Linked DNA regions of Mus musculus: region 2 is linked to region 1. The links are chromatin loops, found by intact Hi-C in ENCODE. Cell type or tissue: gastrocnemius. All regions are shown on one strand. Each heading gives the region's core, and the rest is flanking DNA. Links, peaks and the distances in the headings are about the cores only.

The links. A loop is a pair of places that touch in the nucleus more often than their neighbours do. Peaks named below come from ENCODE experiments on the same cell type or tissue, not always from the same donor. Only the 100,000 strongest peaks of a DNase experiment are listed, where the experiment ranks them.
Region 2: a loop joins it to region 1, with 3 times the contacts of the local background. A loop is called at or near these places in 1 of 42 quality-filtered maps.

What each region holds. Positions count from the first base shown.
Region 1 is chr15:102,234,462-102,242,076 of GRCm38, forward strand. It overlaps Rarg (retinoic acid receptor, gamma), which reads right to left. Exons shown (of 10, transcript NM_011244.4): 4 at 7,375-7,523; 5 at 6,597-6,738; 6 at 5,667-5,827; 7 at 5,397-5,573; 8 at 4,929-5,133; 9 at 4,344-4,502; 10 at 477-1,762. The coding sequence ends at 1,563. Among named protein-coding and RNA genes, the nearest start is that of Itgb7, 6.3 kb to the left of the region's middle. In gastrocnemius, for the core only: a CTCF peak has its summit at 4,915 (motif pointing right); a DNase peak (open chromatin) is centred at 4,922; H3K4me3 peaks cover 413 bases; H3K27ac peaks cover 1,494 bases.
Region 2 is chr15:102,373,243-102,380,857 of GRCm38, forward strand. No RefSeq gene overlaps it. Among named protein-coding and RNA genes, the nearest start is that of Sp7, 11 kb to the left of the region's middle. In gastrocnemius, for the core only: no CTCF peak of the experiment used is centred there; DNase peaks (open chromatin) are centred at 3,734, 4,158 and 4,764; H3K4me3 peaks cover 2,030 bases; H3K27ac peaks cover 3,157 bases.

The sequences.
Region 1 (7,615 bases), core at 2,476-6,475:
CACTGAGCCAAGAGTGGTGCCTCAGGCCTATGATCCAGCACTCAGGAGTTGAGGCTTGGTGGCCAGGCTGAGTTACAGTGAGGCCCTTTCTCAAACAAGCAAACTCTAAAAACACTGTAGCTTAAGTGTGCAGGTCTTCCAGGCCCAGGGACAACTTGCAAAACAAATGGCAGCTCAGATTGCTGCCCAGAGCGGACGAATACACACCTCAGAATAGCATGAACCCACAGGATCCCAGGCAAACACACATCTAGGTGTAGCATGAACCCATAGGATCCCAGCAATGGCAAGAACTCATTGGTGACTGGGAGAGGCCACTCAGGGTGGCTCGGGTGGCTTGTAGCCCTCCCTTGCCACATCAGTATTCTGCTTCCCCAAGAAAACTACAAAGTTCGTTAGCAGCTCCACCACTGGGCCCAGTTCCTCCTCCAGGTCTGCAGGTCACCTCTCCAACTTTAGAGGGATCCACACCCGGATTGAGTTTCCATCACTTTATTTTGCAAAAATAGAAAACTCAGCAATATGCGAACAGCGGGGTAGGAGATGTAAACAGAGGGGAGGGGACAGCACCCTAACCCCCCAGAGAAATGGGGGAGCCTGCAGGAATCTTATTTGGCAGCTAAATATAAACTGGGGGCTTGGGGAAAGAAAGGAAGGGGTCACAGAGGCCCTGGGCTCCCCCTCCCAAGACCCCTGGAGGAAGGGGTCATTTCCAGGGTGTAAACAAAAGCTAATAAATAAATAGAGGCTTCCTCTGGGTCAAGGTGGGATCAGCTAAGCAGCATCTCCCCTCCCCGGGGCCAAGCTGCTCTGGGGGGATCAAGGGTAGAAGGCACTAGGAGAGGGACCCCTGGCCCCTCTGTAGTGTAGGAGGGCCCTGCCTGATGGCTGAGATGAGGGCGGGAGGCCAAGGCACGAGACAGAAGTAAGGGAGAGGCTTATATAATGGAGGGCCCAGGATGAGTGCTGTACTTCAGCAGAGGTACAGACGGGCTCGGGCTCACATTCTCCCTTCCCCCTCAGGCCCCACCCTAGAAACGCAGGCCCCAGCCTGCCCCTACACCCGGCAGGAGGATTAGGATGGGGCACCGGGGGCACTGAGCGCGGCAGATTCATCACACAGAGTCAGGCGCTCAGGGTGGGGCACAAGGGTGGGCTCAGCCCTCCCTCGGGGGGGGCCCCCCTTTTGGTCTCTAGTGTTCCTGTTTGCTCCCAGAGGCCCAAGCACCTGGCAGAGGAAAAGGCTATGGGAAGGCGGGGCTTCCTCTTGCGTCGGGAGCCTGTGGCCTGAATCCGAAAGGCAGTGCTGAGATTTTAGAGTCTAGACCCAGGCTCGCCCCTTCTCCAGCTCTTCTGGTAGGTGTGCAGCAGTCCCGCGGGACTGTAGAGGGAGCCAGTTAGAACAGGACAGGGATGAACACAGGCACCCCTAGAAACTTTGGCAAAATAACGAGCTCATTAAAAGGGTGGAGAGTGGGCGGGGCAGGTCCTCCCCCAGTCACTGGCGGTATCTGGGAAATGGTCAGTCTGCTGCCTGGGGCCCAACCCCACAACGGGGTAGGTCAGGGCCCCTGGTCAGGTTGGGGACTTTGGCCCCTTTTGCCCTGGCCCCCTGGAGCTTCGTCCTCACTGGAAGCCTTGGGGTGGGGGCCAGGCTTCGAGGAGTCGTCCTCAAACATCTCCGGGTTCTCCAGCATCTCTCGGATCAGGGGTGGCATCGGGCCTGGAATCTCCATCTTCAGGGTTATAGCCCTTTCTGCTCCTACAGAGAGACACGAAGAGGATTGGGAGAGCAGAAGTGCGCAGAGGATCAGAAACGCATGGGTGCAGGTCCTCCCAGGTGCTCCTAGCTCAGACCTGTCACTTCTGGGTACTGACTTCACCCTCTCCCTTCTCCTGTGGTGCTCCCTAGGTGCTCCAGCCCTGCCTTGAACTTCACCTAACCTGCACTGCCTGTCTCCATTTTTCAAGCTTCCTCTTTGCTGTTTTTAGAGACAGGAGCCCTGGCTAGCTCAGACCTCTGTCATGTGACCCAAAACCTGCAGCCATTCTTGGGGGTCAGAGGTACAGTCTAAAGCATGCAGCTTCATTTCTTGTCCCATTCTTCCTTTCTTTTTTCCTTTTTCCTTTTTTTAAAAAGATTTATTTATATGTAAGTACACTGTCACTGTCTTCAGACACACCAGAAGAAGGCATCAGATCCCATTACAGTTGGTTGTGAGCCACCATGTGGTTGCTGGGAATTGAACTCAGGACCTCTGGAAGAGCAGTCAGTGCTCTTAACTGCTGAGCCATCTCTCCAGCCCAAGAACAGATTTTTTTTTAAGATGGAATCTTGCTATATTACTCTGGCCCAGCCTTGAACTTGAACTTGCAGCAATCCTCCTGCCTCTTCTTTCTATGTGTTACAACTATGTGCCCAACTCTCAGGGTGTCTTTTTATGGATTTATTTACTTATATATATGGGTGTCTTGTGTACATGTATGTGTGCACACTGAAGAGGGTACTGGATCCCATGGGGCTACAGTGATAGATGGTTGTGAGCCACCATAAGGGTGCTGGGAATTGAACTCATGACCTCCAGAAGAAATGCCAGTGCTCTTAGCACCTGAGCCATCTCTCCAGCCCTTTTGGTATCTTTTCTTCCTTCCTTCCTTTTTTTGTTGTTGTTGTTGTTGTTGTTGTTTTGTTTTCTGGTTTGTTTGTTTTTTAAAGCAGGGCTTCTCAGTGTAGTCCCGGTTGTCCTGGGACTCACTGTGTAAACCATGCTGGTCTTGAACTCACAGAGATCCCCGCCAACCCCCACCCCTGCCTCTGCCTCCTGGGTGCTTAGATCAAAGGCATGCACCACCATGTTCAACATCCTTTCAAAACTGTGGGTCTGTGAGATGGCAGACGGCTCAGTGTACAATGTGCTGACACAAGTACAAGCCTGACAACCTGACTTTGATCCAAGAACCTATATAAAGCTGAAAGGAGAGATTCAACTGTACATAGTTGCCTTCTGACCTCTGCACAAAATGTGAAACAGAGTGAGTGACCCCCCCCCAATCTCTACATCATGCAATGACAAGAACAACCCATATGCAATCAAACAATCAATCAATCGATCAATAAACATAAAATATTTCTTTTTTTTTCTTTTTTTTTTTTTTTGTTGTTTTTCAAAATAGAGTTTCTCTATGTAGCCCTGGCTGTCCTGGAACTCACTCTGTAGACCAGGCTGGCCTTGAACTCAGAAGTCTGCCTGCCTCTGCCTCCCAAGTGCTGGGATTAAAGGTGTGCGCCACCACTGCCTGGCTTGTTTTTGTTTTCAAGACAGGGTTTCTCTGTGTAGCTTTGGCTGTTCTGGAAGACTAGGCTGGCTTCGAACTCACAGATGCCTGCCTGCCTCTACCTCCTGGGGGTTAGTTGTAAAATATTTTTTTGAAGATGTACAGCTCTGTTACCCAGTATGGCAGCCAGACTTTAACATCCAGAGCTTTCCAGCTGTTGCAAGGCAGGATCTTAATAATGTTTATGGCAATGTTTATCAAATATTCATGATGTTACACTGTGATGGTGGAAATGTCCAGCTATCCTTGAACTCATGAACTCAAAGTAAACCTCCGGCCTCAGCCTCCCTCATACTGAAATGACATGCATGGACCACCCACCATGCATGGCTCTTAATCTCATCTCAAAGTATACAAGGTAGTGTAGTCACTTAGTCCTTACAATAAGCTTCTGAGGTAGCATATCTAACCAGGCAGTGGTGGCACACACCTTTAATCCCAGCACTTGGGAGGCAGAGGCAAGTGGATCTCTGAGTTCGAGACCAGCCTGGTCTACAGAGTGAGTTCCAGGACAGCCAAGGGTACTCCGAGAAACCCGGTTTCAAAAAAACCAAAAATGTTTAGCCTTAGTTTCCAGACAGAAAAAAAAATAAGGCATAAAAAAGTAAAGGAAGGGCTGGAGAGATGGCTCAGTGGTTAAGAGCACTGACTGCTCTTCCGGAGGTCCTGAATTCAATTCCCAGCAACCACATGGTGGCTCACAACCATCCGTAATGAGATCTGATGCCTTCTTCTGGTGTGTCTGAAGACAGCTACAGGGTACTTACATATAATAAATAAATAAATGATAAAAAGTAAAGGAAGCTAGGTTGTCAGATAGCATTTGCCTAGTTTATGGATGGTACAAGGTTCCTCTCCGAGCAACACACACAAACACACACACACCAGGACTCCATGGAGGTTGCTGGATTCTCGGTTCCTCTCTCCCCCTGCCTGTGCCTGTCCACCTGTGTGACTCAGGAGACCTGCAGATCTGGGGAGGGAGAGAGAGTTGACTCAGAACTAACCCTTAGTGCTGATGCCCCGGAGGTCGGTGATTTTCATCAGCATCCTTGGGAACATGTAGGGTTGGCTGGGTCTCCGTCGCCGGGCATAGAGCCTCAGGGCTTCCAGCAGGGGCTCCTGCAGCTTGTCCACCTTCTCGGGCTCTTCCAGGTCCATTCGGTCTACACAAGGAGATTGGATGAGGCACGGTAGGACACAGTGACAGGCGGCTGACGCCTGACAGACCTTACTTGGAGGGCCTCAAAGCTATCTCATCCACTCTTTACTCCTGTCACTTAGCCCTCCAGGTTAGCTCCCCTGACATAAGGCCCTGTGTTTACTCCTCAGCAATGATGCTGCTCTAGAATATCACTCCCATTAAATTCCTATCTCAGCACTGTATCCAGGGCTTCTGCGTTCTCCGGACTCTGCCTCCTTCTTTTTCCCTTAGCCTGGTTAGCCAGAAAGACTATACATAAGCTGAGAAGTCTGTAGGAACAATTCCCAGGGAAAAAGACGACCTGCCACCTGGTCAGAGTGGGGATAGGGTCTGGATAGAGTCTGGTGGGAGAGGGAGCCCATGTAGACACCAGGGGGCGCCCCCGCACCTCCACAGATGAGGCAGATAGCACTAAGTAGCCCAGTCTCGGTGTCATCCATCTCCAGGGGCAGCAGCTGCCCGGCAAAGGCAAAGACGAGGTCTGTAAGGGGCCCAAAGCCAGCATTGTGCATCTGGGTTCGGTTCAGGGTCAGCCCATCCGAGAATGTCATAGTGTCCTGCTCTGGGGTATACCTTGTACAGATCCGCAGCATCTGGAGGGTGGGGGTAAGGAAAACGGTTAGTACTGCTCCTGAGGAAGGATTCCTAAGTGAGTTTGGTTCCCAGTAAGGAAAGCCTGAACTGGAGGAGTAAGGCGGAGAGGTGGGACTCTTGAGATTGGAAAGGGGAGGCTAGGCAAACCAGGAGGGAACTGCTAAGACAAAAAGAGCTTAGGTGGAGGAGAGGGCTAAAGGGTGTGGTGGGGGTGGTGGTGGAAAAGGGTCAGAGTGGTCCAGAACTCATCTGCCTAACTCACTAGGATGTCCAGACAAGCAGCCTTGAGCAGCGTGATCTGGTCGGCAATGCTGAGCCCTGTAAAACCAGGCAGCCGCTTCGCAAACTCCACAATCTTGATGATGCATTTGGTGGCCAGCTCGCTGAACTTGTCCCACAGCCCCAGGTCCAGCTGCACCCGGTGATCTGCACTGGAGTTCTGCAGGGGTGAAGTGAGCCGTGAAGGCTTCCCTGGGCACTCTCCCCACTGCCCGTTCCTGAGGCCCTCACCCAGACTCTGCCCACTCCTCACCGTGGTGTACTTGCCCAGCTGGCAGAGTGAGGGAAAAGTCTCCTGGTGGGCTTTGCTGACCTTGGTGATGAGTTCCTCTAACTGTGGACTCAGTTCATAGCTGTCGGGCGAGCCCTCCTCTTTTACCTCCTTTTTCTTCTTGTTTCGATCGTTCCTTACAGCTTGGGGTTGGAGGCAAAGAGAAGGATCAGGATCCTCAGGACCCTCCTGTTTTTTCTTTTCTTTCTTTCTTTTTTTTTTTTTTTTTTTTTTTTGGTTTTTTGAGTCAGGGTTTCTCTGTATAGCCCTGGCTGTCCTGGAACTCACTTTGTAGACCAGGCTGGCCTTGAACTCAGAAATCCGCCTGCCTCTGCCTCCCGAGTGCTGGGATTAAAGGCGTGTGCCACCACGCCCGGCTCAGATTCTCCTGATGGGCGTCTTCTCTCATCCTAGCTTAATGGGCTCAGTTCTCTTTAAGAATACGTATTAGTGCCTTAGTTTCCCTCTCTGCTACATAATCTCCTATTTCCAGGCTGGTTTGCCCCAGCCCCACCCAGAGCCTACAGCCATGCTCCCTCCCCAGGCCAATTCGGCTCCATCCTGCCCTTCCGGTTGCCCTGCAGGAGCTGGGGGTTGGAGGGGGGCAGGATATGCAGGCAGGATATCCACTTATAGCCTTGGCAGCACAATGGTGGGGGGGGGGAGTGGAAAGGAGGGGCCAGCTCAGAGCCATCTCAGGATCTGTCCTGTGAAAGAACAGGAGAGGGAAGGGATGAGCCCAACCCTCCTGCTCCACCAAACAGAAGCTACAGGGTGAAGAGAGCTAATCTAATGGGAATGGTCTTGGAGAAGAAAGCAGTTACAGGGCAGGCGAGATCTCAGGGTCAGGGAAGCTGGACGGCAAAGTGGACAACCGCACGACACGATAGGACAGGATAGGAGAGAGCCTACCTTCCTTGGACATGCCCACTTCGAAACACTTTTGTAGCCTGCAGTACTGGCATCGATTTCTGGTGACCTTGTTGATGATACAGTTTTTGTCACGGTGACATGTATACACCATGTTTTTCTGAATGCTGCGTCTGAAGAAGCCCTGAATTTGGAAGCAGGAGTGTCACTAAACAGGGTGCTGGGAATACCAGTATTTCTCAAGCAAAACAATTGGCCCTAGCTAGACCTGACCAGTCGTGTCGTGCGTGTGTGTTGTGTGTTTGTGTGTGTGTGTGAATACGCATGCATGCCTATATACACAACACACTATCAAACCTTCTGTACACTATGCTGTAAGCATTCCACCACTGAGCTAGGTCCTCAGCACCTCGCCCAACCAGTCACTCATTTATGCCCAAAGCAGTCCCTCACCCCACACAGACAAAAACACTCATGTGAACACAGTACCTGGGCCCCCTACCTTTAAAACGATTTTTATTTATCTAATCACTTATTCATTAATTTTTGGTTCTTCAAGACAGGTTTCTTTGTGTAGCCCTGGCTGTCCTGGAACTAGCTCTGTAGACTAGGCTGGCCTTGAACTCACAGAGATCTGCCTGCCTCTGCCCTTAGAGCATTGGCATAAGAGAGTCTCTGATGTGTTGCTGAGTTCTCAAGTATGCTAAGCAAGCATTCTACCTACTAAGCTACATTGCCAGCCAGCCTTATGTTTCCATCTCTGATGGTATAAGCCCAGTCAACTGAGTGCTAAACTCACCCGCCCCCACCACATACGCACCTTGCAGCCTTCACAGGAGCTGACCCCATAGTGGTAGCCAGAAGACTTGTCATTGCATACAAAGCATGGCTTATAGACCCGAGGAGGTGGTGGGGGTGAGGGAGAGCTGGGTACCATCTCCTCCGAGCTGGTGCTCTGTGTCTCCACCGCTGAATGAAAAGCAGCATGAGAAGATAAGCAGAAGCTGAGCAGAAGCACCCTCATCCCATGGCCTCTCTTTCTTGGGACCTGCTGGTGACCG
Region 2 (7,615 bases), core at 2,144-6,143, 140 kb after region 1:
ATCCAGCTTGGAAAAGAAGTCCCCCGCCCCAACAAGTATGCATACACAATACAGGTTTCTCTGACTCCTGGCAGCCACAGGGCTCCAAGTCTTGGTTCTCTCCTTCTCTGAACCTCAGTTTCCTTGGTTGACATCTGAGCCCTGAAATGAAACTGCAGATTTGGGGGAAACAGCTCAGAATCAGAGAGAACGATGACAAGAGAGAGAAGAAGCAAGGACAGAGAGGACCAGGCTGGAAACAGGAGAACATGTGTGTACCCTGTGAACATGTGATGCTACCCTGGGAACATGTGTGTACCCTGTGAACATGTGATGCTACCCTGGGAACATGTGTGTACCCTGTGAACATGTGTGCACCCTGTGAACATGTGTGTACCCTGTGAACATGTGTGCACCCTGGGATCATGTGTGCACCCTGTGAACATGTGTGCACCCTGTGAACATGTGATGCTACCCTGAAAACATGTGTGCACCCTGTGAACATGTGATGCTACCCTATGAACATGTGTGTACCCTGGGAACATGTGTGTACCCTGGGAACATGTGTGTACCCTGGGATCATGTGATGCTACCCTGGTTGGGTTTCCACAGGCCAGTATTGAACAAAGACCCTCTCAGTCTCTGGGGAATGCCCTGGGTAACCCTTCTGCAGCACAGGTATTAAAACTTGGAACAACACAGAGACCCACATGGCCCCTGTGTGAGGACAATATACAAGTTCATGAAGTGTTCCATATTTTATTTTCAGAGAAAAAGTATGCCTCGAAATATGTCACATGAAATATATTAGCATCTTTAGTACTGGAGAGATGGCTCAGTGATAATGAACATACACTGCTCTTTTTTTTTTTTTTGGAGGGGGGTGTTTTGAGTCAGGGTTTCTCAGTATAGCCCTGACTGTCCTGGAACTCACTTTGTAGACCAGGCTGGCCTCGAACTCAGAAATCCGCCTGCCACTGCCTCTCGAGTGCTGGGATTAAAGGCATGTGCCACTGCGTCCAGCTGCTACATTCCAATCTTTAACTAACTTCCTCTCTCTCTCTCTCTCTCTCTCTCTCTCTCTCTCTCTCTCTCTCTCTCTCTCTCTCATGTCAGGGGATTAAACTCAGGATCTTCTACATGCTGAATAGGCAGAGCCCTGCTCTAGTTGCTCTAGTTGTTAGGATCACAGCTATATGAGAGATATAGGGTAAGTCTACAGAGAGTTGACTCACTCAGCAAACACCTACTTTATGCAGAGCACACAGAGCTAGGCACACAGGTCTGCAACCATAAACATGACTGATCCAGTTCTGTGCCTCACAAACTATCCTGTAACTAACAAAAAGAGGAAGCCTTTTAATTAAAGCAAGTAGTGTGTGCTACAGGAGACAGAATTGATCTAAGTCAGTAGTGGAAGGCTAGAAGAAAACCATATAAAGAAACCAAAAAAGCTGAAGGTGGTCCTAGCACTTAGGAGGCTGAGGTAGAGGGAGTGCGGTGCCATGAGTTTAAAACTAGCCAGAGCTACATAGTAAGATTCTACCAGAGGAAAGAAGGAAGAAAATGGAAGGAGACGAGGGAGGTATGAAGGAAGGAAGGAAGGAAGGAAGGAAGGAAGGAAGGAAGGAAGGGAAGAAGGAAGGAAGGAAGGAAGGAAGGCTCAAGGCTCAATAAAAATAAGACTTGGTCTGGCGGGGTGAGGTTGAACACACTGGCAATTACGACAATTGGGACAGAAGGCAGAAAGGCAAGAGAATTGTGAATTCCAGGTCAGGCAGCTATATCCCGACATTCCGTCCTCCAAGAAAACAACAACAAAATAGAAATATTGCAAATGCACATTGTTCCAGGGTAAGAAGAGTTAGCACCTCTGTGCATATGACTGGAGCATAGGGTGAAGGCTGAACCAGGCCTCGTGGAATGGGCCTGTATTCCCAGCTACTCCAGAGACTGCGGGCTACTCAAGAGCCCACGGCCAGCATAGGCAATTTAGTGAAGCTCTGCCACACACACAAAGGGGATGTGGGGGTTGGATTCTGTAGACAGTGGTAGAGTGTTTCACAAGCATAGATCCCAGGAGTTCCACCCCAGAACATGAGAGAGAAAGTGGGGGTGGGAAATGTCTCATCAGCTATGCAAGGTATGTGACCTTAATCCCCAGGACAACATATAGAAATGTTTGTATATTAAAAAGATAGCCCTGGCTGCAAAGATGAGCATGAAAGGGGGTCTTAGAGCCCGACAGTTCTGTGTCTGTCAGCCATTTAGTATGGTGCAAGCTTGGGCAAACTGTTTAACCTAGGATTCCTCTTCTGTAGAAAGGAGAAACAAGACAGTCATCTCTCAAGGTTGTTATAATGATTTGAAACTGTGCACAGTGCTCAGTGGGTAAAGATACCTGCCATCGTGCCAGGGGACCTGAATTCTATCCCTGTGACCTACAAGGTAAAAGGATAGCACTGACTCCTGACCTCCACCACATATGCATTGTGACACACACACACATACACACACACACACACACACACACACACTCAAAAGCAATTTGGTTTATTTGGTTTTTTGAGAAAGGGTTTCACTGTGAGCCCTGGCTGTCCTGGAACTCACTCTGTAGACCAGGTTGGCTTCAAACTCACAGAGATCTTCCTGCCTCTGCCTTTGAGCTCTGGGGCTAAAGGTATGGGCCACTACGGCCTGGCTAATTTTTTAAAACCCACAAAAATTAGAAATGTATGCTGGACCACCCACTCGATGCTAGACATCAATCACAGGGTCTCACACAAACTACATAAGCGCTCTACCACTAAACTACACCTATAACTACCACTGGACTACACCTATAATATAACTAAACTACACCTATAACTACTACCAGACTACACTTATAACTACTACCAGACTACACTTATAACTACCACTGGACTACACCTCTATCCCTTAACTATAAACAGTATCCACCGCTTAGTACTTGCTTCATACATGATACGTGTTAGTTCATCACAGGTTGCTGGAGGACAAAACTGGAGATGAGGATGGCAATTGGTGTCATCACACCAAGCCAGAGGTCAAAGTGTACGGGGTGGAAAGGAGAGCCAGCCTCACAGGAAAAATGAGCAGGCATGCAGGTTTTAAAGTTCAGTGCTGAGAATAGCTCTGGATAGTCAGTGGCTCTGCTCAGCATTGAGGAAGGGGCCAGTGCAGTATCTGAGCGTTTTCTCTCAGCATTCTAGCAGGAAGCCCCTGAATGGCTGGGGTGCCTCTAAAGAACTATTTTCCTACCCTTTGACACTCGCCCCTGCTTCTCCCATTCCGTCCTTTTCTCCTCTACTTAGAAACTTTCCCCGCTGCCCTTGTCAATGAGAGTCCGCCATCGCGCCCATCTCCACCCTCCTCCTCCATCTCAGTCAGACATCCCTCCCCTCCCCTGCATTTCAAAGCATCAAAGCACTGTTCGACTTTTTCCAAGAGGAGGCTCGAAGCAAGGCGTACAGTGAAAGTATAAGCCTCCAGCTAAAGCTGAGAAACAGAGCGGGCAGAGGGACAATGAACATAGTGAGGTCTGGGCTGGGGCATCTCCACCGCTTACGCTGGCCACCTGGGACCTCTTGCATGCCTCAGTGTCCCGGTGCTGCTGGCAGGCAAGGGGCGGGCCGGCTGGGGGCGGGGCGGGGCGCAGGCGGGGCCGGCCGGGCCAGGCGCCCGGGCAGGAGGCAGCTGCATATCTGCGGTCCCGACCACAATTGCTGGGAGTCGCGTCCCGGAGACTGGCGGCGCTGACTCTGCCCGCTGCGGCCGCCGCGCCGATTAGAGCCCGAGAGGGAGCGCCAACCCCGGGGAGGGGGGCGATGGCGGGGAAGCGCTGGTGCCCCTTGGCCTCCATCCTAGCCAACACCCCCAATGCCAAGTCGGGTCTTTCTCTGCCTCCCTTATAAACTTAGCCTCCCAGCCTTGGCTTTCTCCAAACTGGATCTAAAGCTAGTGCTTTGGGACCCTGCAACAACCTGAGGAAGTTGACATCCTGTTGACCTTTCCCTCTTCCCCAGCACCCAAAAAAGAGGACTCAGAACCTCAGGATAAGCGTTCTCGGGCAAAAGCAGATCGAAGAAGGAGCCTGAGACGCCAGAGGACAAGCATTCCGAGGCCAGAGCACCCCCTGCTGGCTGGCTCTGAGTCCCTGCCCCTCCCCCTCCAGCTGTGACCTCCAGCTGTGGTGGTTGGGAAGAGCTGGCTTCTTTGATCTAGAAGCGTGGCCACCCCCTCCAGGCGCCCCATTAACCTCCATTATCCCAATTAGGCATCCCTCCCAGTCCTGGACATGAGCTTCAAAGCCCCTTCAATGCGGAGAGGAGAGGGGCTGACTCTTTAGCCCCTCACCAAGCCAAGTCATTTTCAGGCAATACCCAGGTATCCTGGTCCCAGCTGGCATTCATGGTAGGTAATAGAACTATAAAAAGGATTCGAGAGAATAAAAAGGGAAAGGGACCCTATTTTCCAAGTTCCCAGTTTTGCATTAAATGATTGAGGTGGTAGCATCCAGGATCCTGGCTGACCTGAGATTCCCATCAACTTATTCAGCTTTATCCCATCCAGAGAGGAGCCAAGAGCCACCCTCCTCCATCCTTAATCCTATCGCAACACTCCCTCCCCTCCTCCTTCCTGTAACAATTTCCGCTGGGGGAGCCCAAGCCGGGTTCAGCACAGTGGCCGCTTCCTGGAACATTTTCCTGTATCCGAAACCGCGGCTCCCTCCCCAGGGACCCACTGATCAAGGCCAGATGGGAGCAGGGATGGGGGTGGAAGCAAAGGAGCCAGGCTCTCCCCATCACCCCCCTCCCAACACATTTGCACACCACAGGGAGCCCCTGCCCTGACACACAGACTGACATAGGCACACACCACATGCCACAGTCATACACTCATGGGCATTCGTGGCGACACAGGAACCACAGGCTGAGTCTTAGAAAGTCAACACACCCACAGATATCACCACATGCTATCTCCACCCCACCCCATCCCCGTCTAACTTCTTGGTCCTTTTTTGCTTCGTGAGGAGACTTTAGAGATCCAAAAATAACGGGATACCACCCTAGGAAGGTATTAGATTGCTTCTCTGAGGGCACCTCCTAGCTGGTTCCATTATAGAAATGCAGGGTATCCATCCACTAAGTTTATATATGACAGCCAAAATCAAAGAGAGCAAAGAGGAGCAGTTCTCTGATTCCTGAGGAAGAACAAACATTAGGCTGACTCTCAAGGACAGGCAGGAAATCAAGAAACCTCCCTGGTGACAGGCCTCTCTTCCTCCCTCTTTGCTGGTCCTCTGATATTTATTTACAAGGTTTCACTATGTAGCCCCTGGCCAACTCACAGAGATTGGCCTGCCTCTACTTCCTGGGTGCTGATATTAAAGGTGTGGAACTGGGGCTAAGATTTAAGAGCGCTGGCTGCTTCTTTCAGAGGACTCAAATTCAACTCCCAGCACACACATGGCAGTCTGTAACTCCAGTTCTAGGGAATCCGACACCCTCACACAGACATTCATGAAGGCAAAACGCTGATGCACATAAAATAAAAATAAATTATAAAAAAGAAAAAGCATGGGTCACCACGTGACATCATGGGTCTTGTTGTAGTTTTGTTTGTTTTGAGACAGTCTCAAACAAACTAGAACTCAATATGTAGACCAGGCTAGCATCAAACTCACAAGAGAGTCACCTGCCTCTGTCTCCCAAGTGCTGAGATCAAAGATGTGAACCACCACACAACATCCAGCTTTTCTGTTTGTTTTTGGTTGTTTGGGGGATTGTTTTGTTTTGATATAGAGCTTCCTGTGTATACTTGGCCTTGAACTTCTGATCCTACTGCCTCCATCTCTCAAATGCTGGGGTTACAGGTGTGTACTATCATGCCTCCCATCTGTTTGTCTCTTACCTGGCTGGGTATAGGTTGGTCTGTGGATAGAGTCTGGAACAGACACTCAGAAAAGCTGAGAATAGGGAAACATCGTCTCCTGTTTCTCAGAACATCTCATTGGTTCAGAGGAAGTATGAAGTATATGAAACTGGAAAGTTCCACAAGTCTAAGATATAGGTCACTGTGGAAGGATGGGAGGGATGAGTATATGGGCACAAGAAACATTAATCAGGATACCCCAAACTCATGACACTATTTGGTTCTGGTTTATGCTGGCTTCATTAATATGCTTGATTTTTTTGGGGGGGGTTGTTTTGTTTTGTTTTTCGGGATAGGGTTTCTCAGTATAGACCTGGGTGTCCTGGAACTCACTTTGTAGACCAGGCTGGCCTCGAACTCAGAAATCTGCCTGCCTCTGCCTCCCAAGGGCCGGGATTAAAGGTGTACGCCATCACCGCCCAGCCTGGCTTCATTAATATGTTAAACAAGAAAAAAAAACACATCAGTTCAGTGGTTACTACAAAGACATTTTATTAAATTCAAAGTGGCTATTCTTCATTAGAGACATCTAGAAAAGAAACTTTTTTTTTTAGATTTATTTATTTATTATATGTAAGTACACTGTAGCTGTCTTCAGACACTCCAGAAGAGGGAGTCAGATCTTGTTACAGATGGTTGTGAGCCACCATGTGGTTGCTGGGATTTGAACTCCGGAAGAGCGGTCGGGTGCTCTTACCCACTGAGCCAACTCACCAGCCCCTAGAAAAGAAACTTAACAAATGGTAGAGACTGTAGTTTTGAGGTCTTTCTTAGAGTTGAAAACATTCTCCTGGAGATGGCAATGCACTTTGATTTGAAAAACAAACAAACAAAAACATTATGGAGATATTCTGGTGGTACAGCCTATAATCTCAGGACTCAGGAGCTGAAGGCTGGAGGGTCAGGAATTCAAAGTCACCTTAAACTACGTGGAGCTCAGGGCAGTCAGAAGTGGTGTGAGAGAATGGGGGCAGTCAGGAGTTGTGTGAGAGAATGGGGGCAGTCAGGAGCGGTGTGAGAGAATGGGGGCAGTCAGGAGCGGTGTGAGAGAATGGGGGCAGTCAGGAGTGGTGTGAGAGAATGGGGGTGGGGGGAACCAGGTGTAAGGGCTCATGTCTTTAATTCCAGCATGCAGAGACAGGCAGAGCTCTGAGTTTGAGGACAGCCAGGGCTATACAGACAAAACCTGTCTCAATAAAACAAAAATAAAAAAATAAAAATAAAGCCGGGCAGCGGTGGCACACACCTTTAATCCCAGCATTCAGGAGGCAGAGGTAGGCGGATTTCTGAGTTTGAGGCCAGCCTGGTCTACAGAGTGAGTTCCAAGACAGCCAGAGCTACACAGAGAAACCCTGTCTCAAAAAAACAAAAATTGATTGATTAATTAATTAATTAATTAATTAAAAAGAAGAAAAAAGGAAGGAAACTGTGTCTGTTGAGAGGCAAACTCATAGACACGGGTACGACAGACTCAGCAAAACTCTGACAAGGTACAGAGAGCCAGCAAGCGTCCCTTTCAGGGAAGATGCAATGACACCATCAGTCCATTACAGCAAAAGCCTATAATTCCAGTGCTCATGAGGCTGAGGCAAGACTGAGATACACAATGAAATCCTATCTCAAAAACATCATCCAGGTTTTGGGGCACACACCTTAACCCAGCACCATGGAGGCAGAGGCT